2 separate regions of the Homo sapiens genome follow, and region 2 is linked to region 1. Evidence: chromatin loops called from intact Hi-C (ENCODE). Cell type or tissue: PC-9. All regions are shown on one strand. Each heading gives the region's core, and the rest is flanking DNA. Links, peaks and the distances in the headings are about the cores only.

Evidence for each region. A loop is a pair of places that touch in the nucleus more often than their neighbours do. Peaks named below come from ENCODE experiments on the same cell type or tissue, not always from the same donor. Only the 100,000 strongest peaks of a DNase experiment are listed, where the experiment ranks them.
Region 2: a loop joins it to region 1, with 13 times the contacts of the local background. A loop is called at or near these places in 1 of 110 quality-filtered maps.

The regions. Positions count from the first base shown.
Region 1 is chr11:123,210,474-123,226,558 of GRCh38, reverse strand. No RefSeq gene overlaps it. Among named protein-coding and RNA genes, the nearest start is that of CLMP, 23 kb to the right of the region's middle. RefSeq lists enhancers at 7,013-7,513, 9,567-10,299. In PC-9, for the core only: no CTCF peak of the experiment used is centred there; no DNase peak of the experiment used is centred there; H3K27ac peaks cover 1,375 bases.
Region 2 is chr11:123,110,823-123,126,907 of GRCh38, reverse strand. The region is part of intron 1 of CLMP (CXADR like cell adhesion molecule); the gene reads left to right. Among named protein-coding and RNA genes, the nearest start is that of HSPA8, 57 kb to the right of the region's middle. In PC-9, for the core only: CTCF peaks have their summits at 7,753 and 7,965; a DNase peak (open chromatin) is centred at 8,107; H3K27ac peaks cover 4,352 bases.

The sequences.
Region 1 (16,085 bases), core at 3,392-11,391:
ACAAGTTAAAATAAGGATGAATTTTATATATAAAAAATAAGGATGAAATAAATAAGTTAAGGATATTCTTTTGTTACAAGAACAGATAACAATTAACTTTGAGCGTGGTTTCCTTTTTCTAAGAGCTTTGATATGAATAGAAGAGAAAGGAGGTTTGGGTCAAGGAAGGATGGATTTCTTTTAAATAAGAGAAACAAGCAAATGCACACATGCACGTGCCAAGAGAAGGATCCAGTGGAGAAGGACAGGTGGAAGGAGAGTTGGAGACAATGGATGGAACAAGGTCCCTGGGGAACAGAAGGAACTGCCCCAGAGCAGAGGTGGAGGCATTCGTGTTCAACAAGAAAAAGGAGCCCACCTCCTGAGATGGGGAAAAGGGAATGGATGAGCACCAGCCGGAAAATTTAGAGGTGGAGGGGAGAAGAGGAGGGAGTTCTGATCATGTTTCTTCTTTGTAAGGACAACCATACCAGAAACTGACGTGTTAAGAGGCACAAAAGATAGAGCCCTGTAAGCCTTCTAGGAGCATGCAGGCTGAAGAGAGATCGACAAATAAAAATTCAATAGGAATATGCAGGTTGATCAAAAGTAAGCTAATTACAGCTTAACAGAACTTTTACTAATCTCTATCGACATCTAGGAGCCTTCCATGAGAAAGTGTTCTTCATGTTTGGAGAAGATGGGGCCATCGTTTGGCAGGAAATAGGGAGGTCAAACCAAGACAAAACTATCCACCGAATGTCCCTCTGCACCAGCATGTGGGGTGTTACAGCAGGCAGAGTCCCTGACCACTTCCACCTCCAGCCACCACCATCCACACAGGAGCCTTTATCAGAGGTGCCATCTCCTGTGTTTGCCCACCTTCTGGGTGTGTGTGCGGAGTGGTGCAAACAGATGGAAGCACTGCTGAGGGAGTGCGAGAGGAAGGTAGGGCCTTGGACCTTGTCTGCACAATACAGCCATCTACCCAGGGAGATTTATTTACTGCAAAAAAAAATTAGAGAAAACCCCCAGGCGACATTGTTTGGTACACTTATATACGCAAAGGGATCTGTAGTTATAAAGAGTGCCTGAAATAAATAAAGGTTCAAATGCCCTCCCAGAATGGTTTTCCAAATGAATGAGGGAAACTTTTGAATGGAGATTTTATTTGTTTGGACCTGCTTAACATTGTTCAGATGTCACAGCCACCCCTAGGCTCAACTCTAATTACCAAACATTGTTTTTCCTTCTGTGCTTTTAAACTTTTATTTGTATGTTGTTATTGTTGTTTAACATAGAGATGGGGGGCTCGCTGTTTTGCCCAGGCTGGTCTTGAATTCCTGGGCTCAAGTGATCCGCCCACCTCAGCCACCCAAAATGTTGGGATTATAGGTGTGAGCCACCACATCCAGCCTGTCTTTTTTTAAATTGATGCATAATAGATGTACTAGTTTCATGGTACATATGATAATTAAATACATTCATATAATTTGTAAAGATAAAATTAACATACTTGAAATATTCATCACCTTAAATATGTGTCTTTTCTCTATGCTAGAAACCTTTGAATTATTCTCTTCTAACTATTCTGGAATGTACAATAGATTATTGTCAACTATAGTCACCCCACTAATCTATCAACACTAGGTCTTATTTCTTCTATCAAACCATATATCCTTCTTCTGTATTTACCTCCTTTCTCTACCCACTTCTCCCTTCCAATCTTTCTCCACTTGCTGCCCTCTTTCCCAACTTCCTCCTCACTCAATCGATTCTTTCTGTTCATTTCTCTCTCCAGTCCTGCTGTTTTGTTTCTATTATTTTATCTTAGCAATGAAATACAAAATGTTCATTTGTAACAGGAGATTATGACTAAATGAAAATACAACTCCACCCCCAAAAATATAACTTTAATAATCTCTAAATCTCTAACTGCTTTTAACCCTACTATTTATATAGGCACAATTTATATAATTGGTACCATAAAGTTTATATGAAAGCAATTTTTGCTGAAGACGGAAATTGGAAACATAGGTGCATTCTCCCTAGTTTTAAAGGCACTGCTCATATGTGCTATAATAAACAGTCAGATACTTCCATTGCAATAGGATGCCAGTGAAAAAAATACCAGGGAAAGAAAGATCTACTCTCCAATAATCAATGGCACAGGGTACAAACTCTCTTAGGAGCCCCTCATCCTCCTCACACAGAACTAACCTGCCAAATTTAGAGTCCCCGCAGCTGGATAAAGAGTCCTCTGTCTCCTCTTCCCCATCCAATAACATGCTAGAAAATAAGCCTATTCATTGCCAGCCTTGGGCTGTCTTATATTTCTATAAGTTATCATTGTATGTAAGTGCTAATCTGGGGATCTGGATCCACAACCTTTAAAAAATCCTTTAGCTCAACTTTAATACTCTTTAGAGAAAAGTTATCTGCTTAACCAGCCCATCCTTCCATCACTTTTGGTGAAACAAAAAATGAACAAAGTCAACTTCTGAGTGAATCAAGAGGCACTTTCACTTGAATCCTTTTTTTTTTTTTTTTTTTTTTTGAGATGGAGTCTTGCTTTGTCGCCCTGGCTGGAGTGCAGTGGCACAATCTCGGCTCACTACAACCTCCCCCTCCTGGGTTCAAGCGATTCTCCTGCCTCAGCCTCCTGAGTAGCTGGAATTACAGGCACATGCCACCATGCCCGACTAATTTTTTGTATTTTTAGTAGAGACAGAGTTACACCATGTTAGCCAGGATGGTCTCGATCTCCTGACCTCGTAATCTGCCCGCCTTGGCCTCCCAATTCACTTGAATCTTGAAAGAAGAGTCAGTCTTGGGTGGGATGAGGCAGTCCTACCTAGAGGCTGGGGATTTTCTCATTTAATCTTCATAACTCTGTGTATAGGTAATATAACTATCACATTTTACAGAGAAAGAGACTGAGCCTTGCTTACATGTCAGAATTATGTTAATAGTTGTCTTAGTTCATTTTCTGTTGCTTATAACAGAATACATGAAACTGGGTAATATATAAAGAAACTTATTTCTTACTTTTATGGAGGCTGAGAAGTCCAAGGTCAAGGGGCCACATCTAGTGATGGCCCTCTTGCTGATGGGGACCCTGCAGTGTCTCCAGATAGTGCTGGACATTATGTGGTGAAGGGGCTGAGTGTACTAGCTCAGGTCTCTCTTTCTCCTCTTATAACGCCACCAGTCCCACTCCCATGACAACCCATTCACCCATTAATCCATAAATGGATTACTCTACTCATGTGGGCAGAACCCTCATGACCCAATCAACTTTTGAAGGCCCCAACTCTCAATACTGCTACATTGGGATTAAGTTTCAACATGAGTTTAGGAGGAAACAAACATTCAAACCATAGGAATTGTTAATGGCAGGATTAGATCCCGTCCAAGCAGTCTGCCTCTGTATTAGTCTGTTCTCACATTGCTATAAAGAACTACCTGAGACTGGGTAATTTATAAAGAAAAGAAGTTTAATTGGCTCACAGTTCTGCAGGCTGTACAGGAATCATGGCTGGGAAGGCCTCAGGAAACTTACAATCATGGCGGAAGGTGAAGAGGAAGGAGGCATGTCTTACATGGCTGGAGCAGGAGGAAGAGAGAGACAGGGGAGGTGCTACACACTTTTAAACAACCAGATTTCATGAGAACTCACTATCTCGAGAACAGGAAAGGGGAAATCTGCCCCCATGATCCAATGACCTCCCACCAGGCCCCTCCTTCAACATTGGGAATGACAATTCAACATGAGATTTGGGTGGGAACACAAATCCAAACCATATCAGCCTCCTGTCTGACTCTAGAGTCTATACTCTGAAACTTCACACCACACTGCTTCCTCAGGCCTTGGTTGAGGGTCATCACCTCTGTGAGACCTCCCTGCACACTAAGAGTTCTCCCTCTCTCCTCCCAGAGCATTCCGAAACAAACTTCTGCAGAATGCAAGGGCGGGAAGTGGGCCATTTTGACCTTTGTAACCCCAACCTCTAGTTCAAGGTGCTTTCTCAGTAGATGTTTATAGGTTGAGTAGATGTCCTATAAAACATAGAGGGTCTTAGAAAACAAGTGTATGTTTTGTATAGTGTCATCTGGTAGCTTCTCAATCCATGTTCAAACACCATTTTTCTCTCAGTCATTTAATCTTCCCTCCTTGTCTTAGTCTGTTTGGACCGCTATAGCAAAGTACCACAAACTAGGTGGTTTAAGAACAACAGAAATTTATTTCTCACAGTTCTGGAAGCTGGAAGTTCGAGATCAGGGTGCCACTATGGTCAGGGCCCTCTTCCAGGTTGTTCACTGCTGTCTTCTCCTTGTCTCCTCACATGGTGGAAAGAAGGCTAAAGGGTTCTCTGGGTTATCTTTTATAAGGGCACTAATCCCATTCATAGGGGCTCCATCCTCATGACCTTCTCACCTCCCAAAAGTCCCACCTCTTAATACCATCACATTGGGGGTTAGGATTTCACCAGGTAAATTTGGGGGAGACATAAACATTCAGTCCATGGCACTCCCCTTTGTCAGACCTTGGAACTCTTTTTCCTAATTGCAGTCTCTTTCACAATTACCCTTCCCTTCATCATCACATAAAACACATTTTTTAAAATTTGGTTTAATGTATTTCTCTTGGTGTGTGCTCTTTTCTTTGTTATTCATATTTGTTTATTAGAGACCGTAAATGCTAAGACAAAAAAAATTGTGTAATAAATATTGGCAGAGGATCTTAAACCCAGTATGTGCTTAATAAATAAACAAGTACAATTCTCCTGGCACATCTTTAACACCACACACAATTCAGAACTCCCTCAAGATTTATATACTCATTTACTGACTGATTTATTCGTTGAGTAAATGAACACATGGCTATTACATATAAAGACATGTATTACAGACTGGAAGTTCAAATATGAACTGGACATGAACTTAACCTTCAGAAAGCATACGTTTACAAGGAGAAATAAGGAATGTTCCACTAAAAGGAAATAAAGAATGTCCTATAACCATTTCCAGCTAAACAGATTAGGAAAGGCTTCATGAAGAAAAAGGACCTTACAGAAGACCATAAGGATAAGTAATATTTAGAAATTTGGCAAAGAAGGAGACAGAAGGGCATTCCAGATGGAGCAATGGAGCAAAGAATTTGAGCAAAAGCAGAAACGTGGGAAAGCCTGGGGCATGGACTTGAAACAGAGCAAAGTTCATCGTGCTGAGGCATAGAGTGGGGAAAGAGGAGGGTAAGGAGCTGAGATGGAAATGTTCATGAACGCTGGACGATGAACCAAACCCAAATGAGCCCCAGGCTGGGGATGTCAAGCCACTGGCAGAATTCCCCTAAATTGCATAGCTCTTCTATGGAACACAGTGTGAGAAGCCCACAACAGATTAAAGATGTCTAGGAGCTTGACGGCCTATGTTGCAATCAAAAACAATCTTCCAGATATGGGAAGAAGGAGCCATACGAAAGAAGATTCAATGGAGAAGCATCATGATTGCCTTTGAAGTCATCATTACCGAGGACCTATTGCTGCATGACACAGTGTTGGCTACTATCCAAAAGAAACTTTCTCTAGGCCGGGTGCAGTGGCTCACACCTGTAATCCCAGCACTTTGGGAGGCCAAGGTGGGTGGATCACCTGAGGTTGGGAGTTCGAGACCAGCCTGTCCAACATGGAGAAACCCTGTCTCTACTAAAAATACAAAATTAGCTGGGCGTGGTGGCACATGCCTGTAATCCCAGCTACTCAGGAGGCTGAGGCAGGAGAATTGCTTGAACGCGGGAGGCGGAGGTTGCAGTGAGCTGAGATCGCGCCATTGCACTCCAGCCTGGACAACAAGAGTGAAACTCTGTCTCAAAAAAAAAGAGATTAAAAAAAAAAAGAAACTTTCTCTGTGAGCTTGAGTAAACTTCCTTGCCTCTCTAAGCCTCAGTTTCCTCATCTATAATATAGTGTGTGGTGGAGGCAGTGGAGCGAGGAGAGGTTGCTATCACCTGTCTTGCAAGAATATTGTGAGTAACTACAAGCTAACATATGTAAAAGACTTAACACAATGCCTAATAACTAAGGGCTGCTCAATAAATGATAACTATTTATTGTGAAAATTTTAAATTTATGTGTATGTGTATATTTTATTGTGTGTATTGCGTATATTTTATTCCATCTATGTAAATTCACACTCATATATAGATACATAGTGATTTTTCACAATATCCTGATGAAGTAGGGAAGGCAATTTCCCAAATAAACTAATCCCATAGAAAAGTTAAGGCATTTGCCCAAGGTCACACAATGGTTTGGATTAGATCCCAAAGCTGCCTCCTCCTAGTCCCAGGCTCTTTCCAGAATAGCATGATACCCAAGTACACTTCAAGACCGCCCAGGTATGATTATAAGTGAGAATCAGGAAATGGGCTGAAAGGATTCTCTCACCAGAGAAGGCAGGGGAAGGAAGCTGTCTTTTCTCCTGCAGGTGGCTATTTTTTGCCTAAGTATGTCTAGTTCTTCTTCACCTTCTCAGAAGAACCAGAGGCCACCTTATAAGTTATCGATCATATTTCTCTTCTGGGCTTGCTTTATTTTATTTTATTTTATTTTATTTTATTTTATTTTATTTTATTTTATTTTATTATTTTATTTTTAGTAGAGACAGGGTTTCACCATGTTGGCCAGGCTGGTCTTGAACTCCTGGCCTCAAGCGATCCTCCCACCTCGGCCTCCCAAAGTGCTGGGATTACAGGCATGAGCCACCTCGCCTGGCCTCTTCTAGGCTTTCTTTAAATTCTTGGTAAGATTTCCTCAAAGGTGGGAGCCCCAGTTAAGTTCACTCTTTCAAATAAAGGAGCTGAGGGCAAACCTCTGAGAGTTCCTCAAGGCCAGGGTGCCTGTCTTTTAAATATTTGTCTCCCCAGCACCCAGAGCCTTGTGGGCTCTCAGGGCACCCTGCAGAGCTGTGGTGAGTCAGGTTGTAAGGGTCAGGGTCCACACACCCAGTCGTCCTGGTGTTGGCTGGAGGACAGAGCCGGGCCTCAAGCACAGAGGATGGAGCAGCAGGCAGACAGAAGGAAATGGGTCACACCAGGCATGATTCAGGGAATAGTGTCTTTTGGGACCATGGCCCAAACCTGCTGAACTGACAGCTTCTCCAGCTGGCTTTCTTTCGTCTTACTTCATATTCTAAGGTTTCGGTCAAGAAGAGTATAAACAGAAAGACATAACATGGATGTCTCAGAGCACCGAGGCAAATAAACCCAGGAAAAATAAGCAGACCAGGAATCTCTGGTTAGCCGATCAGATTGCAATTATGCTGCTACTATAGTAGAGAGTGACCCAGACCCAGTTAGTTGGCAAGTTTTTCTTTGCAGCAATCAGCTGATGAAAACATACCCACCTCGTCATGCTCTCATCTGACACAGCACTGTGTCTCCAGAAACTGTTACCGGAAAGGGGTCCCGATCCAGACCCCAAGAGAGGGTTCTTGGATCTTGTGCAAGAAAGAATTCGGGGCAAGTCCACAGTGCAAAGCAAAAGCAAGTTTATTAAGAAAATAAAGGAATAAAACAGTGGCTACTCCATAAGCAGAGCAGCAGCTTAAGCTTAAGCTATAAGGATACTTATAGTTATTTCTTGATTATATGCTAAACAAGGAGTGGATTATTCACGAGTTTTCTGGGAAAGGGGTGAGCAATTCCTGAAGCTGAGGGTTCCTCCCCTTTTTAGACCACATAGGGTAACTTCCGGATGTTACCATGGCATCTATAAACTGTCATGGCGTTGGTGGGAGTGTCTTTTAGCATGCTAATGCATTATAATTAGCGTATAATGAGCAGTGAAGATGGCCAGAGGTCTCTCTCATGGCCATCTTGGTTTTGGGTCTTGGCTGGCTTTCATTACTGCAACCCACTTTATCATCAAGGTCTTTATGACCTGTATCTTGTGCTGACCTCCTATCTCATCCTGTGACTAAGAATGCCTAACCTCCTAGGAATGCAGCCCAGGAAGTCTCAGCCTCATTTTACCCAGCCGCTATCCACAATGAAGTTGCTCTGGTTCAAATGCCTGTAACAAAATCATAAAGAAGAACTAAAAACTCCATATCCAGGACCTAACACGATTCAAGCTGAAGAAAATCAGGTCACAGACTTAAGGGAGTTTATCTGAACTTTTGAACTTAGATTTTTTTTTAATTAGCAAGACTTTTAATAAAGAATAAGGATGAGAGAAAGTGATGGACAAAGGCTTTGAGACCCTGGCATATAATTTTACTCCCTGATGCTGCAATTTGAGCCCCAGATTCTCAGGCAACATTGGAAAAATATAGGAAGTCAAACTACTCTTGTGTTTTCTCATGCTAATACCCACCAAAGAAGCAGGCAGAATGGAGGCCCCAGAGCCCCAACGAGTAACCCCATCTCCCCTCCAGGGTGAGAAAAAAATCAGGCTCAAATTAAAGTGCTATCTTGCTGGCAAAAGAAGTGTGAAAAACTGCCGTGCCCTTTTCTAGCAATTCCAATGAGCTCATGTATTTTCATTCTGAGGTGTTAAACATTGCCAGAGAGAGAGAGAGAGAGAGCCTTCTAAGAGTATTTAGGTCAAATGCTAGGATTTCTTTTAACCCTTTAGAATTCCAGTCGAATTCCAATGATACTAAATTGAAAACCCAAAATGGATGTAACAAACTTTTTCTGGAACCTTTACAGAGTAATGACTAATATTGGAGGGTGAGGGTGGGGGGGGGGGTTGTTTGTTTTGTTTTTTGTTTTTGTTTTTGAGACGGTGTCTTCCTCTGTCGCCCAAGCTGGAGTGCAGTAGTGTGATCTTGGCTCACTGCAACCTCCACCTCCTGGGTTCAAGCGATTCTCCTGCCTTAGCTTCGTGAGTAGCTGGGATTACAGGCACCCACTACTACGCCTGGCTAATTTTTTGTATTTTTAGTAGAGACAGAATTACACCAAGTTGCCGGGCATGGTGGCTCACGCCTGTAATCCCAGCACTTTGGGAGGCCGAGGGGGGCGGATCACAAGGTCAGGAGTTCGAGACCATCCTGGCTAATACGGTGAAACCCCATCTCTACTAAAAATACAAAAAAAATTAGCCGGGCGTAGGTGGTGCACGCCTGTAGTCCCAGCTACTTGGGAGGCTAAGGCAGGAGAATGGCGTAAAACCCGGGAGGCAGAGCTTGCAGTGAACCGAGATCGCGCCACTGCACTCCAGCCTGGGAGACAGAGCGAGACTCTGTCTCAAAAAAAACAAACAAAAAAAAAGAATTTCACCAAGTCGGCCAGGCTGGTTTCAAACTCCTAACCTCAGGTGATCTTCCTGCCTCGGCCTCCCAAAATGTGTGTGTGGATTTGTTTTCGTTTTTCTTTTTGAGACAAAGTATCCCTGTGTCACCCAGGCTGGAGTGCAGTGGGGCAATCTCAGCTTACTGCAACCTCCGCCTTCCGGGTTCAAGGTATTCTCCAGCCTCAGTCTCCTGAGTAGCTACGATTACAGGCGTGTGCCACCACAATGGGCTAATTTTTGTATTTTTAGTAGAGACGTGGTTTCACCATGTTGGCCAGGCTGGTCTCAAGCTTCTGACCTCAAATGGTCCACCTGCCTCGGCCTCCCAAAGCGCTGGGGATTACAGGCGTGAGCCACCGCACCCGGCCTTAATATTGTTTTTTTAATGGGTCCATCTGATCTCAGACAGACAGCATGATCTCTATCTGACCCCATAAAAGGATCCCTGTTGTGAAACTTCCGTGGAGCTTCAATAATGTTGCACAGCGGCTCTTTCCCATACCCAATTCTTCTGTCCCCACGGTGTGCATAAATTCAGGCTGGATCTCTGGTTAGATGAGGATAACCTCCCTTACCTAGTCACTCCCAAAGTAATTTTTTTAGGTTTTTAAGTTAAAAAAAAAAAAAAAGTCATTCCTGAGACCACAGAGCAGATCTCAGCAAGCCATTCAGAAGCCCTAACACTGGCACTAAAAGCCAACTTTCAAAGAAATCCCTAAGAATGAGCGAAGAAATTGCTAATGATCTACTCTTTATCCTGGAACAATAGATGAAATCAGTGTTTCCTGTTTCTCCCTCAGCATTAACTGTCTTGAAACCTTAAGAAGCCCCAACCCCCGGCTGGGCGTGGTGGCTCACGCCTGTAATCCTAACACTTCGGGAGGCTGAGGTCGGTGGATTGCCTGAGCTCAGGAGTTCAAGACCGGCTTTGGCAACACGGTGAAACCCTGTCTCTACTAAAATACAAACACAAATTAGCTGGGCGTGGCGGTGTGCGCCTGTAGTCCCAGCTGCTCGGGAGGCTGGGGCAGGAGAATTGCTAGAACCCGGGAGGCGGAAGTTGCAGTGAGCCGAGATCGCGCCACTGCACTCCAGCCTGGGCGACAGAGCAAGACTCCGTCTCAAAAAAAAAAAAAAAAAAAAGAAAAAGAAAAAAAAAAAGAAACAGCAGCAGCCCCAACTCCCAAGACGGCAGATAAAGGGTCACTCAGTCAACAATTAGTTATGTTAGGAACTTGGTGTGGGACTTTGTGTGGGGTGTTAGAGTTAACAGGACAAGGAAACTCAATAAGCTGGCTCATACACAATTACACGCAGAATTCAGTAACTTTCATATATGAAAACAACAAAAAGATAAAAGGAAACATCTATTTTATACAAACAATACCTGGTAATAAACTTAAGAGTTATGCAAGATGATCAAAATATTAAAATGCTGCCACTAAACTAGATGGGAAACTTGATTAAATGGAAAGGCTTATCATGATTTCTGGTAGCCAAGTGTAGCATTATTAGGAAGCCAATTCTCCCCAACATATCCATAAATGCAATGCACTCTCAATGAAATATCAATTTGTTTTTTGTTTTGTTTTGTTTTAACTAGTCAAGCTGATTCTAGAGTTGACATGGAAAAAGAAACATTAAGTTTTGTCCTGGAAATGTTTTAAAAGAAATATAATAGGGGCGGGACGTGGTGGCTCACACCTGTAATCCCAACACTCTGGGAGGCCGAGGTGGGCAGATCACCTGAGGTCAGGAGTTCAAGACCAGCCTGGCCAACATGGCAAAACCCTATCTCTACTAAAAATACAAAAATTAGCCAGGTGTGTTGGTGTGCGCCTGTAATCCCAGCTACTTAGGAGGCTAACGCAGGAAAATTCCTTGAACTCAGGAGGCGGAGGTTGCAGTGAGCTGAGATCAGCGCCATTGTACTCCAGCCTGGGTGACACAGCGAGACTCCATCTCAAAAAGAAAAAAAAAAAAGGAAAAGAAATATAATAAGGAGAGCACTTGCCTTACCAGATACTAAATATATTCTAAAGTTACATTAACATAAATCATACAGTACTCATGCAATAAACAGACAGATCATGGCATGGGGAGAAAACTTAAAAAACAAACACAAGTACATATGGCAAATTAGTGAATAATCAAGCTGAGATCTCCAATCTGTGGAAAAAGATTATTTTATAGACAGCTTAGGGACAATATGGGAACCATTTGGGAAAAAATAAAGTTGAAATCATATTTTGTATCTAACACCAGAATAAACTCCAAATGAATCAAAGATTTATATGTGAAACATGGGACCATAAACTTACCAAAAGAAACCTGGGAGGGTTCTTTCTCATCATCCCAGTTGGGGAAAACCTTTCTAACTCTGACAGAAAACTAGAAGCCATAGAAAGAAATATTGACAAATTCGACAGCATCAAACAAAAGTCCACATAGTAAAACCACCATAAACAAAGTTTTTTATTTTTTAAAAAAGACAATCTAGGGGAAGATGATATTTACCACTTATATCACAGACTAGTGAGCGAATAGAAAAATTGGCAGTGGATATGAAAAGGCAGTTCCCAGAAAAAGAAATTATTCTCAAATATATTTTAAAAGCTTCATCTCATTATTAACTAAAGAAATGCAAGTAAAAACTATGAGATACCATCTCCCATCTCGAAGTTGAAAAATGTCAAAATACACTCTGTTGTGGTGTTGGCAAGGGCTCTGGAACATTCCCGGCAGAAGTGGAAATAAATTGATACAACCTTGCTGGAGAGTAATTTCTCAAAAACGTCAGAAATTATAAATGTATATGTTCTTTGACCAACCAATTTCATTTCTGGGCATTTATCTCATGTATATATGTATATATCTATATGTGTGTGTATATATATATGTATATATATACATATACACACATGCAAAACTATATATGTACACAGTTATTCAATGCATCATTGCTCATTATATCAAACAATAGTGAACAACTAAATATCTATTAATAAGATCCACTTTGAGGCATTTAGATCATACACACACATAAATAAAATAATGGTTAAATTATGGTAAACCTATCCAGTGGAATAGTATATAGCCATAAAACAATGAGGGAGGTTTTTTTCAGTTTTTTGTTCCTTATGCACTAAAATTCAATAACCTCCAGAATATATTGTTAAGTGAAAGGAGGAAGTTGCAGGACAATGATATGAATATTCGTTCTACTATTTGTAGAAAAAAACAAACAAAAAGAATATATACACATATTTGAAGGTATATGTAAAATTAAATGGTAGAAGTCATACATGTTGTCTTGGAGAAGAAAACTGGGTGCCTGGGATAGTGATGGGAGCGAAATTTTCACTATATACCCTTTGAACTTTTGAATTTGAACCATGCGGATGTATTATCCACTTTTTAAAAATCAGTAAATACAATTTTAAAAGAATTTACAGGATACCAAGAGTGAGAAGACAAGCAAAAATAATAGTTGTGCCTAAAATGCGTAAACATCAGTGCGCAAACAGACTCGGCGTGGGCTCCCGATCAGCAGATGGAAGAGAAAAGTGCGACTTCAGTAGCATAATATGATGGAAGGAGCTTGGAATGCAAAGCTTTCAAAGCATAATTTCCCGAAAAGACTTAAAAACATAATTCTCTTCCAGAATAAAATGAGCACTTGTCAAAGATGTCATTTAATTTATTAATCCATAAAGGGAATCAGTAAGATGGGAAAGCTGACGCCAAGAGCAATTGAGGAAGCAGGGTTTTTATAGCCCGTAGGGAAAGGCGCACCGCAGGAAGTTTTTTAAAGTCAGGGACAAATCTAGTTAATGTTCCACAGGGCAATAAAAGTATAGATTACACTTGCTAATGGACAGAAATCATTTGCTTCCCTACCGGATCCATATCTACAGGTTAACAGGCAACTTCACAGAGCTGAGCCCTTAATTGCAAATAACAAGGTCAGTTGGGATATTTATTATCCTGGAGACAGAATCAACTACACAATTTGCTGGACCCAGTGCAAAAAAAATTCAGAGGCCTTTGTTCAAAAATTTTGAAGAATTTAGGTCGGGCATGGTGGCTCATGCCTGTAATTCTAGCACTTTGGGAGGCTCTGGCAGAGAGATCACTTGAGGTCAGGAGTTCAAGACTAGCCTGGCAAACATTGGTGAAACCCCGTCTCTACTAAAAATACAAAAATTAGCCGGGTGTGGTAGCAGACGCCTGTAACCCCAGCTACTTGGGAGGCTGAGGCAGGAGAATCACTTGAATCTGGGAGGCCGAGGTTGCAGTGAGCCGAAATGGTGCTACTGAACTCCAGCCTGGAAGACAGGAGTGAAACTCTGTCTCAAAAAAAAAAAAAAAAAAAAAGAGAATTTCAAGACAGCAACAGCTGAGCATTAAACAAATGAGGGGCCCCCCTAAACTCAGGGTTCTGAGTTTAGGATAATGATGGCACAGGTTGCATGCCCAGGAAGCTGACTTTGCCTACAGAACTAAATAATCTTTAGAAGAGTTTTTAAACAGTGCCCCAGTGTGACACTGAGAGAACACGCAGTCACTCTCCCCCTTTATTTCCAAGTTTTGGATAATTTTTCTTTAGAGAGTCAAAAGAACCACTTCCTAGTTGTGTGGTTTTGGGCAAGTTACTTAACCTCTGCCATGCTCCATCACTTGGCTGGTAGATGAGAATTATAAATAATCCTTGCCCTGTATAATTCATGGGGTTTTAATGATTACTAAATAAGACAGGCATTTGACAGTTTTGTGCAATAAGTTTTATACAAACCTTTGCAAATGCTTTGTATCAGCATGTAGTTTTGGCATCCCAGCCTGGTATTCTTATAGATTCTCTTTGGAGAGTCAGTTCTCCTAGCTTAGTCGGAGAAATCTTCCTGGGAAAAAAATGACCTTCAATTTCATTGTAAAGAGAAGAAGAGACATGATGTGGTTGTCAGAAGGTGATAGCTTGTCTCAAACATAAGTGACTGTTTGGACAAAAGCTTGGAGAAAGGAAAGGGTGAGCCCATCCCAGGAGACCATGAAATAGCCAGCCTCACGGGCTGACAGGAAATAAGAGATGACCAGTCAGGTGGGCGGAGATCCCAGAACCCTAACAGCTCATCGATCCCCGGGAACATCGGGCAGCTCCCGTCACATTCTCCCCAAATACTCCTAAGGACGGGAGAAAGAAAATACCTCTTTAAATAGGCCACTAGAATTGGGACACGTCTTTAAATTCTTGTGTTTATCTTCATAAATTCATTAAAATTTTACATTCTATTTCATCATATACTCACAATTATTTTAATACTAAAAATAGCAATCCCCCCTGAAAAAAAAGTCTTTGGTAAAATTGAATCCCATCAAGGTGTTCCATAAATCTTCTGTAGTTCCCCTAATCCAAGAGGCTGAAGTAACCCAGTCTGAAAAGCACTGTGCTATTAGCACCTTTCTGTGGCGTTGCTTATGACACCTCGATGACAAAGGCACAAAAGAGTCCACGCTTGGCTGAGGCCCTCTTGGCACTTTAGGGACTGGGAATCCTTGGATGGGGATCAAAAGAAGACATGCCTTGAGCAGAGACTCCACTCCCCAGCCACGGTCATGCCCAGACTTCTCGACAGCCGTTTCCCTTTGCGTACACTCCCACCCAAGTGCCGTCGGCCTCACCTCTTCTTGACTGGCTTAAGGATATGTATGACTACTTGAGTTTTTCCAAATTTCCTTCACCCTCCTTCCTTTGCCCCTCTAGTTTTTCTGCTCCATAATTGGGCATGGAAGTGGAGCAGAATAAAGGGAGCAGAGCAAGGGGAAGGGGAGCTGCAGACTCAGAACAGAGGGATTTCCATGAGAAGGGGGGTTGGGGAACCAGAGCAGTCTCCATCCACAATCTGTGACTTGCAGACCACCCAGACTCCAAGCCTCCCAGCTCCTGCCTACTGCACTAAGCCTCTTGAACCGTGCACATATTTCTGCTCTCCAGAGCTTTACCCGCCCCCCAGAGTAGAATATTATTTGTTTATCATTAGGATCAGGCTGCTGGATGCAGAACACACTCTAGGAAGCACAGACTGCAGCCCTTTTATTTTTAACTGATCCAGGGATGAGCTTCTTTTGCATTGCCCTTTGTTAGAGTCTGCATATGTTGCACGGAGACTTGGTGACAATTTTAAGGGGCAAAATAAGTGACTGCTTCTTTGTGTTTAAAAGAGGAATTGGTCGGGCGCGGTGACTCACGCCTGTAATCCCAACACTTTGGGAGGCCGAGGCAGGCGGATCACGACGTCAGGAGATCGAGACCACAGTGAAACCCCGTCTCTACTAAAAATACAAAAAAAATTAGCCAGGCGTGGTGGCGGGCGCCTGTAGTCCCAGCTACTCAGGAGGCTGAGGCAGGAGAATGGCGTGAACCTGGGAGGCGGAGCTTGCAGTGAGCCGAGATCACGCCACTGCGCTCCAGCCTGGGCGACAGAATGAGACTCCGTCTCAAAGAAAAAAAAAATAAAAAAATAAAAAATAGAAAAAAAGACAGGAATTAAGCTGGGCATTGTAGCTCATGCCTGAAATCCCAAAATTTTCTATTGCTGAGGAGGGAGGATTACTTGAGTCCAGGAGTTTAAGGCCAATCTGGGCAACATAGAGAAATCCCCATCTTTAAATTTAAAAAAAATAATAATAAATACATAAAATTGGAATTAAAGGTAAACTGATGAGTCTTCCTTGATCCCTTCTTCCCATCCTCAGAGCTTATTTTTATTGCCAGCATAGGGGCTGCTGGACTGTAAAACAGGAGCT
Region 2 (16,085 bases), core at 4,748-12,747, 100 kb after region 1:
TTTTTTTTTTTAAGATGGAGTCTCGCACTCTCGCCCAGGCTGGAGTGCAGTAGCGCCATCCTGGTTCACTGCAAGCTCCGCCTCCCAGGTTCGTGCCATTCTCCTGCCTGAGTCTCCCAAGTAGCTGGGACTACAGGCGCCCACCACCACGCCTGGCTAATTTTTTGTATTTTTAGTAGAGACGGGGTTTCACCGTGTTTGCCAGGATGGTCTCGATCTTCTGACCTTGTGATCCACCCACCTCGGCCTCCCAAAGTGCTGGGATTACAGGCGTGAGCTACTGCACCCAGCCTAGTTCTGTTTTCTTATTACTGTCTTCATAAACTTAGCTCAAGAGTAGAAAGGCAGGAGACCAGGTGCAGTGGCTCACACCTTTAATCCTCACACACTGAAACGCTGAGGCTGGAGCATTCTTGAGTCCAGGAGTTCAAGACCAGCCTGAGCAACACACTGAGACTCCCGTCTCTACAAAAAATAGGACTGGTAAATAGTTGATTAATATATTGATAAATTAATTAATACATTACTTAATATTTTCAGATGAACTTCCCAGAGAATTTGCATGTCTCTCTGAAAACTTAATTAATTCGGCTTACATCCATTGAGGGCCTATTTGGTGACAAGCACTGTGTAAATACAAAGAAGAATTGAAAAGAATGGCCCTGCCTGGGGAATTTAACATGCAGTAGGAGAAAAGATGAGACACTATATAGGCATGACAAAATGTAAGATCTATTACAGAAGTGTCTACAGAGTATTATAGGAAAATGGATAAAAAAGAAATTCATGCTATTCAGGCGAAGCAATATATTCAGGCTGGCCCCTTGGAAGAGAGGAAAAGATTTTCTAAGCAGGGAGGGTGAGGCAATGAGCAGTGTGAGTAGCACATGGTGGGTGTGGCTAAGAAGTTGTCTTTGTTATACTCTAGCCCAGCACATTGTCCAGTGGGTGCTTCCTATGTGCTCCTGCTGTGCGAAGAGAGAGCAGAAAGCAAAGAGAGTGGGCTGGGCGCAGTGGCTCATGCCTGTAATCCAAGCACTTTGGGAGGCGGAGGCGGGCAGATCACATGAGGTCAGGAGTTTGAGACCAGCCTGGCCAACACGGTGAAACCCCGTCTCTACTAAAAATACAAAAAAATTAGCCAGGCGTGGTGGCACATGCCTGTAATCACAGCTACTTGGGAGGCTGAGGCAGGAGAATCACTTGAACCCGGGAGGCAGAGGTTGCAGTGAGCTGAGATCGTGCCACTGCACTCCAGGCTGGGCAACAGAGCAAGACTCTGTCTCAAAAAAAAGAAAGAAAGAAAAGAAAAGAAGAAAGAAAGGAGGGAGGGAGGGAGGGAGGAAGGGAGGGAGGGGAGGGGAGGGAAGGGGAGGGAAGGGAAGGGAAGGGAAGGGAAGGGAGGAAGAAGGGAGGAAGGAGGGAGGGAGGAGGGAGGGAGGAGGGAGGGAGGGAAGGGAGAGTGAGTGCTGGGGAACGTGGCCCCGGTCCACATCCTGAAGAACCTTGAGTGTTCATGCAGGAGTCTCCTCTTGATCTTGTAGGCAGTGGTAAGGCCACTCAAGATTAAGTAGGGCAGTGCTTTGCAAACTTCTCCATGAGTGCTTCTAAAGGCAGAGGAGTGTACATGCGGACCTTGGAGATTTGGGACATAGCCCAGAACAAATTGCATTTCTTTAAAGTCTTGCTTTAGCTTAAAAATGCATATAAGGCCAGGTGTGGTGGCTCTTGCTCTTAATCTCAGCACTGTAGGAGGCCGAGGCAGGCGGATTGCCTGAGCTCAGGAGTTCAAGACCCATCTAGGCAACATGGTGAAACCCTGTCTCTGCTAAAAATACAGAAAATTAGCTAGGCATGGTAGTGCACACCTATTGTCCCAGCTACTCAGGAGGCTAAGGTGGGAGGATCACTTGAGCTTAGGAGGCAAATGTTGCAGTGAACCGGGATCTCACCACTGCACTCCAGCCTGGGTGACAGAGCCAGACCCTGTCTCAAAAAAGAAATGCATTTAAATTTTGTATTCCACTCCATATGTATATATTTAAATACAGGGCAGTGTTTTCAATTACTTATTTAGTAAACTGACACTCCAAGAAAATATTGATTACATAATTATTTTAGAATGCTATATGTTTCTGTCTCACTGCCCAAGACCCTCAGGGATATGTACGCATTTCTGAGAAGGACAAAATAAGGAGAATATCCGTTTTGTTCACTGCTGTATGCCCAGCGCTGCAGATGGTGACTGACATATAGCAAGTGTTCAATAAGTATTTATTAAATGAATGAACGACATTAAATGACTGGTTATTCTAAAAAGTGATGTAAGCAGATGGTTGTTAGATTATTGCAGAGGCAAAATCCAGAGAAGTAGGATTTGGCCCTTCTAGTCTCTGCTGCCAGATAGTCCTGCATGCTGAATGAAATACATCCAACTACCTAATGATTTCAATTCACTCACCTGTGACACCACAGCCCACCAAAAATCTTGGATATTTAAGAGGGGTTTTGTGGGGTAGGGGTGAAATAGATCTCTGCTTGCCTCTGGATTAATCTCAAAGATTAGCAAACCAATCAACTGGGAAAACCGTAAGCTGTGCGTGGTAGTTCATGCCTGTAATCCCAACACTTTGGGAGGCCAAAGCAAGAGGATCACTTGAGGCCAGGAGTTCGAGACCAGCCTAGGGAACATAGCAAGACCCCCATCTCTACAAAAAAAGAAAGAAAAAGAAAATTATAGATAAAAGCGGACACTTGTTGTTAAACTAAAAATAACAACCAAAAAAATATAACAGGGCTGTTCTCTGTAGGCCAATTCCAATAATATTTACCTAGAAGTTTCCTTCTCCTAACTCTCCCATCAAATGAATCGCTCTCTCCTCACTGCTCCTTTTCTCTTTCCCTTGCAGTCTAACCCTGAGTAATGAGTTCATTCCCACCCAATCATCCAGAGCTCGTTCCTGCCTTTCTCCTTTGCATTTTCCCTCCATTTGTCTCTCATGTCTCATTTCCTGCACTGATTTTCATCATTTATGGGTCGCCATCTCCTCTGAGCTGCCACAGCATTAGAGGTAGTGTCAATTTTGTGCTGTCTTAAAGTATTTGCTAATTTTTTCACATGCCTTACAACTACACTGGATGCTACATGAGGACAGGAGTCAGGAATTGTGTATGGATTGTGTCTATTCTCACATTTTCCACAAAATCCCTGTACAATGCTGTACATAATACATGGTCTCATTGCGGGTTCCCTGATTGACACAGGAACTAATGGTGAAGGAAATCTGCCTGTGTGTACGCCGCACTTCCTCATGGGACTCGCCACCAATTTCTCATGTACAAAAACCTTGGCCAGGCACAGTGGGATTACCCCTGTAATCCCAGCACTTTGGGAGGCTGAGGTGGGCAGATCACTTGAGGCCAGCAGTTCAAGACCAGCCTAGCCAACATGGTGAAGCACTGTCTCTACAAAAATTCAAAAATTAGCCAGTGTGGTGGCACATGCCTGTAATCCCAGCTACTTGGGAGGCTGATCCACGAGAATGGCTTGAACCCGGGAGGTGGAGGCTGCAGTGAGCCAAGATCACACCACTGCACTCCAACCTGAGTGACAGAGCAAGACTCTGTCTTAAAAAAAAAAAAAAAAAAGGAAAGAAAGAAAGAAAGAAAAGAAAAAAATCTTCAGATCTCTGCTAGAATTCTGCAGAGTTCACGTGCCTGGAAGGGTCACAGCTGGGCAATATGATACGCCCAGAAAAGCTGATTCCTGGACTAGAAACCAGAGTGGCTTAGTGGCTTTTAAAGACCACAGAGAAAGCGAAAGATTTAAACAAATATTTTTCCTAAGAAGGCCTCGGTGTCTGGTAGGGTTTCCAAGCTGCAAACACAGCAAAAGGGATGAGGGTGCAAGAACGAGTTATTTTGAGCAGAGCAGGCCTTCGTTTCTATTGGACATGAAGGCTTCATCCTGAGCATTTGTGTACTTCTTTAATTTGTTCCGAAAGCCTTGATTCATTTCCCTTAGTCTGAACCAAAATAGCTTAAATACAACATGCCTGGTGAGTAGAAAGAAAGGAAGAAGGAAAGGAGGGAAGACAGGGAGGAAGAGAGGGGGAAAGTAAGAAAAACACAAGACATGAAAACAAAATCCCACACACGTTTTCTCTTTGGGTTTCATAGGTCAAAATTAGCAAAATGAGTGGCAATTTCCTCATTCCTGATGAAACTTGCTTTCACGTTTCTCTGCTACCTTTTTCCCAGATAAGGTTCTCGGGATAAGAGAGAGCCTATTGGGAAATAAAAGCTTTTTCTCCTTTTCTATCATGCTGAGCAGAGGGTGTCGCAACAGAAAAGCTTTCCAGTAGGAGTGTGGCCACCGTGTATCCCACATGAGCTTCCTGAGTACACGGACAAGCTGTTCTGTTTCCCGGAGGACTGTCCTATCTGTCCCAGGGTTAGAGAGCCAATATCACAGTCAGTATCGCAGTCGACAGACACAACCCTGCCAATGATGACTGTCTGTTGAACAGGGGAAGTGGGAGGATAAAAAGCCACAGATCTAATTAAATATTTTGTTGCTTTCAAAAATGGAGCAGAGTACCTGGCACAGTGGCTCACGCCTGTAATCCCAGTACTAGGAAAGCTTGAGAGGGTCTCTTGAACCCAAGAGTTCAAGACCAGCCTGGGCAACATAGCAAGACCCTATCTCTAAAAAAATTAAAAAATAAAAACGGAGCAGAGAAAATGTCTATAGTCTAGAAGACAGTACCTGCCCCCTAAATCACTTACGGATATTTTAGGTAATGTGGTAGATTGAACACATGTATTTTTCTCTGTTTCCTCCCCAAAACCCACTAAAATGAAAGTAAAGGGCCAGACACAGTGGTTCCCAATCCCAGCACTTTGGGAGGCCGTAGGCAGGCGGATTGCTTGAGTCCAGGAGTTCAAGACTAGCCTGGCAACATGGCAAAACCCCATCTCTACAAAAAATACAAAAATTAGCCGGACGCAAGGGCACGTGCCTGTAGTCAGTACCAGCTACTCAGGTGGCTGAAAATGGGGAAGGAAATAAAGGTGAAAGAGAAATGTCAACAAATGTTTGGCTGATGAAAGCAGGTGGAAGAGAGGTAACTGACTTACCAAAACACAGTGGCTGAAACCCCAGTGGTTATAAGCCAGTTTATTAAAAGGCTCAAGGACTGGAATCTGTATAGGTATACTCCTGACCCACTAAACCCACCCAGCTCAGAGAACATTGGCAGCCATTACCCACCTCCCACTGACAGATATGTGATTTTAAAATTTTTCTCTGGCCAGGTGAGGTGGCTCACACCTGTAATCCCAGCACTTTGGGAGGCCAAGGCAGGCAGATCACTTGAGGCCAGGAATTCCAGACCAGCCTGGCCAACATGGTGAAACCCCGTCTCTACTAAAAATACAAAAATTAGATGGGCCTGGTGGCACATGCCTGTAGTCCCAGATACTCAGGAGGCTGAGGCAGGAGAATTGCTTGAACCTGGGAGGTGGAGATTGCAGTGACCCGAGATTGTGCCACTGCACTCTAGCCTGGACGACAGAACGAGACACCATCTCAAAAACAAAACAAAACAAAACAAAACAAAAACAAGAATTTTTCTCTGGAGTAATTCAACAGCTTCAGAAAAAAGGCCTACAGACACTGACGTTGGGAATCCCACAATCAAACAGCCTACAAAGAAGCCCACTGTACAAGTCCTGCTCATTCTCAGCATATCCAAACAGCTTTTTTTTTTTTTTTTTTTTGAGACGGAGTCTCGCTCTGTCGCCCAGGCTGGAGTGCAGTGGCGGGATCTTGGCTCACTGCAAGCTTCACCTCCAGATTCATGTCATTCTCCTGCCTCAGCCTCCCAAGTAGCTGGGACTACAGGCTCCTGCCACACCATGCCCAGCTAATTTTTTGTAGTTTTAGTAGAGAGGGGGTTTCACCATGTTACCAAGGATGGTCTCGATCTCCTGACCTCGTGATCCTCCCACCTCGGCCTCCCAAAGTGCTGGGATTACAAGCGTGAGCCACCGCGCCCGGCCCCAAACAGCTTTTTAGTATCTCTGAATATAACATGAGACGTTTGAGAAAAGTAAGAGAAAAGCGAATAGAAACAAAGACTATGCAAGGAACCCTGTGATTAATATCCTGAGAGACATAATGGAAGACACTGTATCCATCAAACAAGAATAGGATAATAATAACAACAATAATAGCAAAATTTATTGAACATTTACTATGTTTCAGACATGTATTAAAACTAACTCGATTCTCATAACATGCTTTAATAATCATCATTTAATCATCAAATAATTGAATACAATTATTTCCTCCATTTTATAGACAAGAAAACTAAGAGAGGATAAAGAACTTGCCCAAGCTTGTAGAACTAGAAAATAATTTTTCTGGTATTTGAATTGCTGATTTTAACAATTATCTTATAATGCCATCCAAGAGATCTCTTGACAAACTCTTGGAACAACTCAACCAAACAACATGAGAGAAAAGATCTAAAAAAAAATAGAGGATCAATCCAGGAGGTCCAACATCTGAAAGATGGGTGTATGAAAAAGAAGGGAAAATGACATGAATTATTTGTATTTTTATTTAGTATTACTTTTATATTTTTGTGGAGATGGGGTCTCACTGTGTTGCCCAGGTTGGTCTCAATCTCCTGGGCTCAAGCAATCCTTACACCTTTGCCTCCCAAAGCACTGGGATTAGAGGCTTGAGTCACTGAACTCAGCAGAATTATTTTTAAATAGTACAACAACATTTCCTGACATTTAAATGAGTCTTTAGATTAAAAGGCACATCAAAATAAGTGAATGGGAAAAAGTCTTATACCAAAACCCATCATAGTAAAATTTTACAACTCCAGGAATAAAGATAAGACCCTATGCCAGGCGCGGTGGCTCACACCTGTAATTCCAGCAGTTTGGGAGGCCAGAGTGGGTGGATCACCTGAGGTCAGGAGTTCGAGACCAGCCTAGCCAACATGGTGAAACCTTGTCTCTAATAAAAATACAAAAATTAGCTGGGCTTGGTGGCGTGTGCCTCTAATCCCAACTACTGGGGAGGCTGAGACAGGAGAATCGCTTGAATCCAGGAGGCAGAGATTGCTGTGAGCAGACATTGCACCGCTGTACTCCAGTCTGAGCAACAAAGCCAGACTCAGTCTCAAAAAAAAAACAACAAAATAATGTGAGACATAAAATGCATATGAACTGGTAGGAGGAAAACTGAGGGTCACTGTGAGACAGACTTACTTTTCACTGTATACTATTTTGTTCTGTTTGAATGTTTACCATATGCTTACATTACGTTATTCGAAAAAGCTTTTTAAGGGATGCTAATAATTAATTAGATTTGTGAACTGCCCATCTTAGATATTAAAGTACTTGGGTGATTTCTTGTTCTTCGTTACCCCTGTAAGCACACCAGGTCTACAGGAAAGGCAGTCAGCCAGAACTGGTTTGATGCTCTGATGAAAACGCAAAGATCAGCCGGGCATGGTGAATAATGCCTGTAATCCCAGCACTTTGGGAGGCCGAGGCAGGCGGATCACCTGAGGTCGGGAGTTTGAGACCAGTCTGACCAACATGGAGAAACCCCCTCTCTACTAAAAATACAAAATTAGCTGGGTGTGGTGGCGCGTGCCTGTAATTCCAGCTACTCGGGAGGCTGAGGCAGGGGAATCGCTTGATCCCGGGAGGTGGAGGTTGTGGTGAGCCAAGATCATGCCATTGCACTCCAGCCTGGGCAACAAGAGTGAAACTCCATCTCAAAAAAAGAAAGAGAGAGAGAGAGAGAGAGAGAGAGAGAGAGAGAGAGGGAGAGGGAGAGAGAGAGAGAGAGAGAGAGAGAGAGAGAGAGAGAGAGAGAGAAAGAAAGAAAGAAAGAAAGAAAGAAAGAAAGAAAGAAAGAAAGAAAGAAAGAAAGAAAGAAAGAAAGAAAAGAAAAGAAAATGCAAAGATCACCTGGAAGACAATCCCCTGGCAAGACAAACTCAAGACTCATAGTTAGGTCATTTGAGTAAATACATGAGTGAATGAATGAGTACGTGAGTGTGAGGCAGCCATTTGAGTCATTTGGGTGTGAGGGAAGGACAGGAAGAAAGTAAAGTCAGGGGAAATGACTTGGCATTACAAATCCTCCCTTGCTGAGACGCGACATTTTCTGCTGGGATATAAACTGGGTGTCGGAGCCAAATTGCAATGCCAGGTCTATTCTTGCCACTTTAATGAGAAAAGTGGAAGTCTGGGTTAGTCCATTTATCTGCATACCATCATTTAGTTGCATACAGATCGAGGTCCAGGTTTTTAATTGCCCTGATCTGTCTCTGGCAGAAAAGAAGCTCCAATATTTTCTTTGTCAAGCATGAGCTAAGTTTGATTATAGTTCTGCTCACACATTTGATGTAAGAAGCAGATTAAAGTTTATTGCAGTCTTGGCTGGGCTTGGTGGCTTATGCCTGTAATCCCAGCACTTTGGGAGGCCAAGGCAGGAAGATCACCTGAGGTCAGGAGTTCGAGACTAGCCTGGCCAACATGTTGAAACCTTGTCTCTATTAAAAATACAAAAGAAAAATTAGCCAGGCATGGTGGTGCATGCCTATAATCCCAGCTACTTGGGAGGCTGAGACAGGAGAATCGCTTGAACTCCGGAGGCAGAGGTTGCAGTGAGCCAAGATTGTGCTACTGCACTCCAGCCTGGGCAACAGAGAGAGACTCCATCTCAAAAAAAGAAAAAAAAGTTTATTGCAGTCTTTGCGAACCTATACACTGGTTGTTTTAAAGCCACTTAAAAAGTGTATATTAAATGAATGGTATGATGCATATGGTCAGCTTTCCATGAACACATTCATAAGAATATATTCCAAAGATTTCTCCCCAGTGATCATAGGTGAGTAGCATCAGTGTCTTGGAGGAAGACCGCCACATTCTTTAGTGCTGTACACAAATGCCATAAAGAGAGTGAATTACTGCCTTTCATATTCTACCTGCCATACTCTTTGAAGATAATTCCTTTTTTCCTGCTAAGATCAGGATGGTACAGCTTTTGTAAAAATTGCCCTATGACAAATTACAGGAAAATTTATTATCAGGGTGGCACGCACAGCATTATAGTTTATTGTATTTATAGCGGATGAAAGGTCTCAGCCAGGCATGGTGGCTCACGCCTGTAATCCCAGTGCTTTGGGAGGCCAAGGCGAGTGGATCACCTGAGGTTAGGAGTTCGAGACCAGCCTGGCCAACATGGTGAAACCCCATCTCTACTAAAAATACAAAAATTAGCCAGGCATGGTGGCGAGTGCCTGTAATCCCAGCTACTTGGGAGGCTGAAGCAGGAGAATTGCTTGAACTCAGGAGGCAGAGGCTGCAGTGAGCTGAGATCGTACCACTGCACTCCAGCCTGGGCAGCAGGGCAACACTCTGGCTAAAAAATAATAATAAAAAATAAAAAATAAAAAATTTTTTAAAAAAGATAAAAGGTCTCAAGTCAAACTTAGTTGAAATTTTGGCTCTACCAATTATTATCTCTTAGATCTTAGCAAATAGGCCTTTCTAAGTCTCAGGTTTTACTCTGTAAAATGAGGCAAAATTTTGCTTTGTAGGATTGTTCTGATTAAATGAAATTATATATATACATATATATTTATATCCCTTAGTGCACAGTGACTGGTATATTATATGCATTTTACAATTTTCAGAGTATTATCAGATAATACTGTGAAATTAGTATTTCAGAGTATTCAGGGTGGCACCCGCCACCACTCCTGGCTAATTTTTGTATTTTTAGTAGAGATGGTGTTTCACCATGTTGGCCAGGCTGGTCTCGAACTCCTAACCTCAGGTGATCCACTCGCCTTGGCCTCCCAAAGTGCTGGGATTACAGGTGTGAGTTACCATGCCTGGCTGAGACCTTTTATCCTCTATAAATAATATAAACTATAACGTTGTTCATGCCACCCTGATAATATATTTTCCTGGAATTTGTCATAGGGAAATAACACTAAACTACAATTCTCACTTATTCTGCATAATAAAACTCAAAATATGTATGAAAAAGAATTGTGAAATCTGAAAAGTGCTTTGCAAACATAAAAGTGGTCATATCAAGCTTATTACATTTCTGTAAAACAGAAAGAAGAATTCATGTCATAACCTACTCTTACGAGATGTTGTGGTTGCCAAAAATCTAGTGAATTGTGAAAGCATTTTTAATTCTATAAGAAGACAATGATTGTTATTGTGAGTGGGGAGGCAGAGGACACATATGGATAATTTTTAAGGCTTTATTTATTTATTTATTTTTGAGATGGAGTTTCACTCTTATTGCCCAGGCTGGCATGCAGTGGTGTGATCTCGGCTCAATGTGACCTCCACCTCCTGGGTTCAAGCGATTCTCCTGCCTCAGTCTCCTGAGTAGCTGGGATTACAGGTGCCTGCCACCATGCCTGGCTAATTTTTTGTACTTTTAGTATACACAGGGTTTCATCATGTTGGCCAGGCTGCTCTCGAACTACTGATCTCAGGTGATCCGCCTGTCTCGGCATCCCAGAGTGCTGGGATTACAGGCGTGAGCCACCATGCCAGGCCTTTAAGGCTTTATTAAAGTGTGTGGTAGGCAGCCTTTAAGATTGCACCTAATGATTCCTGCCTCTTAATATTCCTCTCTTCTTGAGTGTGGGCTGGAATTATTGAATTGCTTATAACAAGTAGAATACGGCAGCAGAGATTAGACGTCTCCTCTGAGACGTCTCATCTTGTGCTCTTTTTTGCATCACCTACCCTGGGGGAAGCCAGCTGCCGTGTGGTGAGGCAGCCCTGTGGAGAGGTCCATATGGTGAGGATTGAAAGCTGCTAACAACCTCATGAGTGAGTTTAGAAGTAAATCTCCCTCCACCTCATGCGAGCCTTCAGATGAGACTACAACCCCATCCAACAGTTTGTATTTCATGAGAGACCCTGAGTCAGAGCCACCCAGCTAAGCCATGCTCAGATTCCTGACCCACAGAAACTATGAGATAACACGTTTATTGTTTCGAGCTGCTAAGTTCTGGGACAATTTGGTATGCAGCAATAGATAATATAAAATATAATATACATACAGAAGAACACAGCCATCATAAAGAGCTCAACAAATTTCGTGAAATGGTCACACCCAAGTAACAAGCACCCAAATCAAGAAATAGAACCGGCACCTTGGAAGGCCCCACCATGTTCCCTTATATTCACTACTGCTTACTCCAGGAGTAACCACTACCTAGACTTCTAACAGCACAGATTTTTTTTTTCTGTTTCTGTACCCTGGAATCATATAGAATGGAATCCTATAGAATGTACTCTTTTGTGTCTACTTGTTTCTGATCAGCATTACATTAATGACATGTAGTTTCTGAAAGCCTACTCTAAAATGCCATTGTTGAATCATAATATTTAATCTATTCCAAATAACAGTAAAGAAGACTGTGAGTTTATATATATGTAAAAAATGGGAGTCTAAGTAAAGAAAAATAAATTGAAAAACATTTCTAGGCCAGGTGCAGTGGCTCACACCTGTAATCCCAGCACTTTGAGAGCCTAGAAAAGAGGATCGCTTGAGCCCAGGAGTTGGAGACCAGCCTGGGCAACACAGCAAGACCTTGTCTCTACCAAAAAAAAAAAAATTTAAATTAGCCAGGTGTGCTGGTGCACACTTGTAGTTCCAGATGCTCAGGAGGCTGAGGCAGGAGGATCGCTTGAGCCTAGGAGATTCAGGCTGCAGTGAGCTATGATCACACCACTGCACTTCAGCCTGGGCAACAGAGCGAGACCCTGTCTCAATATATACTTTTTTGTAGATGACCAAGAGTAGAAAACATGAAGGTGAAAGCTTTAAGGGGAATCCAGAGCAAAAAATTTGTGTTAGCTACCTATACTGGGTAGCAGTCCAATATACTGTTCAGGGTATAGGTCTTAGAGTTAAATGGCTGGATTAGAATAGTGGCTCAATTCCTCGTAATCTGTGCGATCTTGGGCAAGTTAATCTTTCTGCATTTCAGTATCTGTCTGTAGAATGAAGATAATAGTGCTTACTTCACAAGATTATTGAGAAGATGAAGAAATGGAAATGAATATAAATCAAGTACCAATGCTTTGCACATAATAAGTCCTCAAAAATTACTATTATTAAGAAGTGTTACATTTGGGGGTTTTAAAAATTATAGGTTGCCAAATTTGTACTATCTGTGATTTTTATCATGTAGGACATGATTTTCCTGTGAGTAGAAAATGCAGGGCTGGGAGTGGTGTCTCACGCCTGTAATCCTTGCCCTTTGGAAGGCCAAGGAGGAAGAATTGCTTGAGCCTAGGAGTTCAAGACCAGCCTGGGCAACACAGTGAGACTCCCCCATCTCAAAAAAAAAAAAAGGAAGGAAGGAAGGGAGGGAGAGAGGGAGGGAGGGAGGGAGGGAGGGAAAGAAAATGCAGCTCCTTCAATTCTTTGTTTCATGGCTCTTCTGCCCCTCCTTAGGGAGAGTGAATGAGAGGAGCAGGGATGAAGTTCAAACCAGTCATCTTCTCTCTTCGTTATTAGCTTTGATAGGAAAGTGGAAGGGGCAGGATAAAACTAAAGGCTGAATTGAGGATTTGTCAGTGGATTTTAATTATCAACATAATCTCAATTCTTCCTGGCCATGGATCCCTAACAATCGATTATTTTCTTTTTCATAGTAAGTCTGTGTCTATTTTTAATTCCCGCCCCCTCTGCCTCTGTTCGAATCTCTCTGACGAAGGTAATAAAAGATTTAGATTTAGAAAGCGACTTCACATTTGGAACGAGACAGCGACTATAAATAGACATGTCAATGAAATAGGTTAGCATGAGATCTGGATCTCTGAGAGTCTCGGAATCAAAAGCATACATTCTTGCCTGATCTGTGTACTGGCACAGGCATTCTTGCCAGGGTGTTCAAGCAGTTGTGTGTGTGTGTTTCTGCATGTGTAAACATGAATACATGCATGGAACCATAAATAGCATATTATCAAGGACAGAATTCAGAGAGGTACCTGCTGTATTTCTGAATGGTGGAGTGATCTTTGTGGACCAGATTGTTATCCTTATCCTGACAATTATTACTGGAGAAATCAACACAAAACATTACTCCCAAATAGTCAACCCCCAGTCTGTAGAATAGCAGTGCAGCTTCCAGGCACAGTATGTTTTATTACTGACCATCCTCCTTCCCACCACCAGACTTTGAGAACCTATCAGGACGAAGGGTCCACAGTGATGTTCCGATCTGCCAAACGCAGAAGTCAGCTTGGCAACTGGTTTGCTAATCACTAAGGCTGCCATTCAGTCTGGAAGGTCATCGCCTGCCAGGTATAGCTGCTAAAATTCTAACGTACTCTTCAAGGTCTGGGATAAACATTTCTTTTACTATGAAGCCATCCCTGATCACATTAGTGATCTTCCTCCACTAAATTCCTAAAACAGTTTGACTCTTACACAATACTGACGATCGTACACTGCCTTGAACTGGGTGCCTGTTTTGTGTCTCTATTTGATTGTGATCTCTTGATACACAAAAGACAATGTCATTCATTTCTGTATCCCTGGCAGCACCTAGAATGGTAACAGGTGCTGCTCACATTTATTGAACAAATATGCACTCCAGGTTACTCACCTCTGGGTGCCAATTATTTTGTCAATGTACCTGCTAATTTGTGGTACCCACAACTGGAAGCATAAGGGGTGTTTAAGAAAATGTTGTAGCATCAGTATCCTTGAATATGTTATGATATACAATAATTAAAAATTGGGTACTGGGTGAGTGTGGTGGCTCACGCCTGTAATCCCAGTACTTTGGGAGGTCGAGGAGGGCAGATCACAAGGTCAGGAGATCGAGACCATCCTGCCTAACACGGTGAAACCCCGTCTCTACTAAAAATACAAAAAATTAGCAGGGCGTGGTGGCGGGCACCTGTAGTCCCAGCTATGCAGGAGGCTGAGGCAGGAGAATGGCGTGAACCCGGGAGGCGGAGCTTGCAGTGAGCCAAGATTGCGCCACTGCACTCCAGCCTGGGTGACAGAGCGAGACTTCGTCTCAAAAAAAAAAAAAAAAAAAAATGGGTACTAACAGACCTGTCAAGATCTTGGAACCGTTTTGCCGTGATTTCAGATCCCCAGTGACAATAAGAGAATGTAAATAACTTGATACATTTCAGCTGCCTAGTTTTAAATATGAAATTGGCCTGCAGATGGCCGAGCACAGCGGCTCACGCCTGCGATCCCAGCACTTTGGGAGGCCGAGGTGGGGGGGCTCACCTGAGGTCAGGAGTTCGGGACCAGCCTAACCAACATAGTGAAACCCCATCTCTACTGAAAACACAAAATTAGCCAAGCGTGGTAGCGGGCACCTGTAATCCCAGCTACTTGGGAGGCTGAGGCAGGAGAATCACTTCAACCCTGGAGGCGGAGGTTGCCGTGAGCCGAGATCACACCACTGCACTCCAGCCTGGGCGACAAGAGCAAAACTCCGTCTCAAAAAAAAAAAAAAAAGAAAAAGAAAAAGAAAGAAAGAAATTGGCCTGAAGGCAAGATAGTGACCAAATGACCTTCTGTGGGCCTGCCCAAGCTTGAGATTCTACATTACATATAGTCAGAGCATTCCAGGGTTTCGTAATTTACTGGCCTAGAACAAAAACTAAACTTTAAGCTTGAAAGAGCCTTCAGAGTTATTTTGCCAATTCCTTAATCTCCCTGAAGCCATTGGGGCAGACGTGTTCCGTTCCTCGTTGCCTTTTCTTATTAACTATCTAGAGGCCATAGTTGACCACATCTGATGAATTGATTTGTTTCATAATAAATTCCACAATTAAAATAAGTTTTTTTCCGAGCCAGGGGCATCACTTGAGACCCAGAGTTCAAGACCAACCTGGCCAACATGGTGAAATACCGTCTCTAAAAAAATAAATAAGTCTTTTTTGGTCTTAGACAAACAAAGTAAACATCTGCTTCAGTTGGAATAAGTTAAAACAGTGATCTTAAGTTATTAAAGTAGTGTACGTTTCTATTTCCTGGGAAAAGTTCCTCTCAAATGCCTAACCGTATTTTCTAAGATTTTCATTTTTTCCATGGGCCTTTGAACATTCAATGCACGTGGTTGGAAATTTAGCACATAACCACAAATGGCAGCAAAGTGCTTATAAGCTTAAATCCAAAGTAGTCTGTCATTCTTTGTCCATTAGAATCCTTGTTACTAAGAATAACTACCTTAAAGGTGAGGCCTGGCTAATCCTCCCTAAGTAAATTCTGCCCCCTTGTGGATTAAAAGAGCAACAGAAAGGAAAGAAATGCTGTAGTTGGATGGGCCAGTTCTTTTCAGTTCTTTGAAAAAGCGCTTCAACAATCTTGAAAAGTCCCTTCAACAATCTTGAAAAGTCATGTTAATAATGGAACAAAACTATGGCCGGGCATGGTGGCTCACACCTGTAATCCCAGCACTTTGGGAGGCTGCGGTGGGCCGATCACCTGAGGTCAGGAGTTCCATGCCAGCCAGGCCAACACGGTGAAACTCCGTCTCTACTAAAAACACAAAAATGAGCTGGGTGTGGTGGTGTGCATCTGTAATCCCAGCTACTTGGAAGGCTGAGGCACTTGAACCCAGGAGGCAGAAGTTGCAGTGAGCCCAGATCGTGCCACTGCACTCCAGCTGAGGCACACACACACAAAAACCACACACACAATGGCACAAAACTAGACCTTTTGTATAAATTGTGTAAGCGCTCACTGATGGTGACAAAATACACCGACAGTATTTTACACTTGTATTTTATATTTCGCATCACATTCAACTAAGACAGGGCCTTGAATATACTGAGCACTCATAATTATTAGTAGTTCATAGAATATTATAGTTAGAAAAGACATTAAATATTGGGTTTAACATCCACATATAAGGACCCCTTTACAGCTACTCACACACTCTCATTTGAATGACTCCAGTAATGGAAAACTCACTAAACAGTAGAGCTCTTTCTCTTATCAGACAGCGCTGTTACAGAGTCAGTCAACA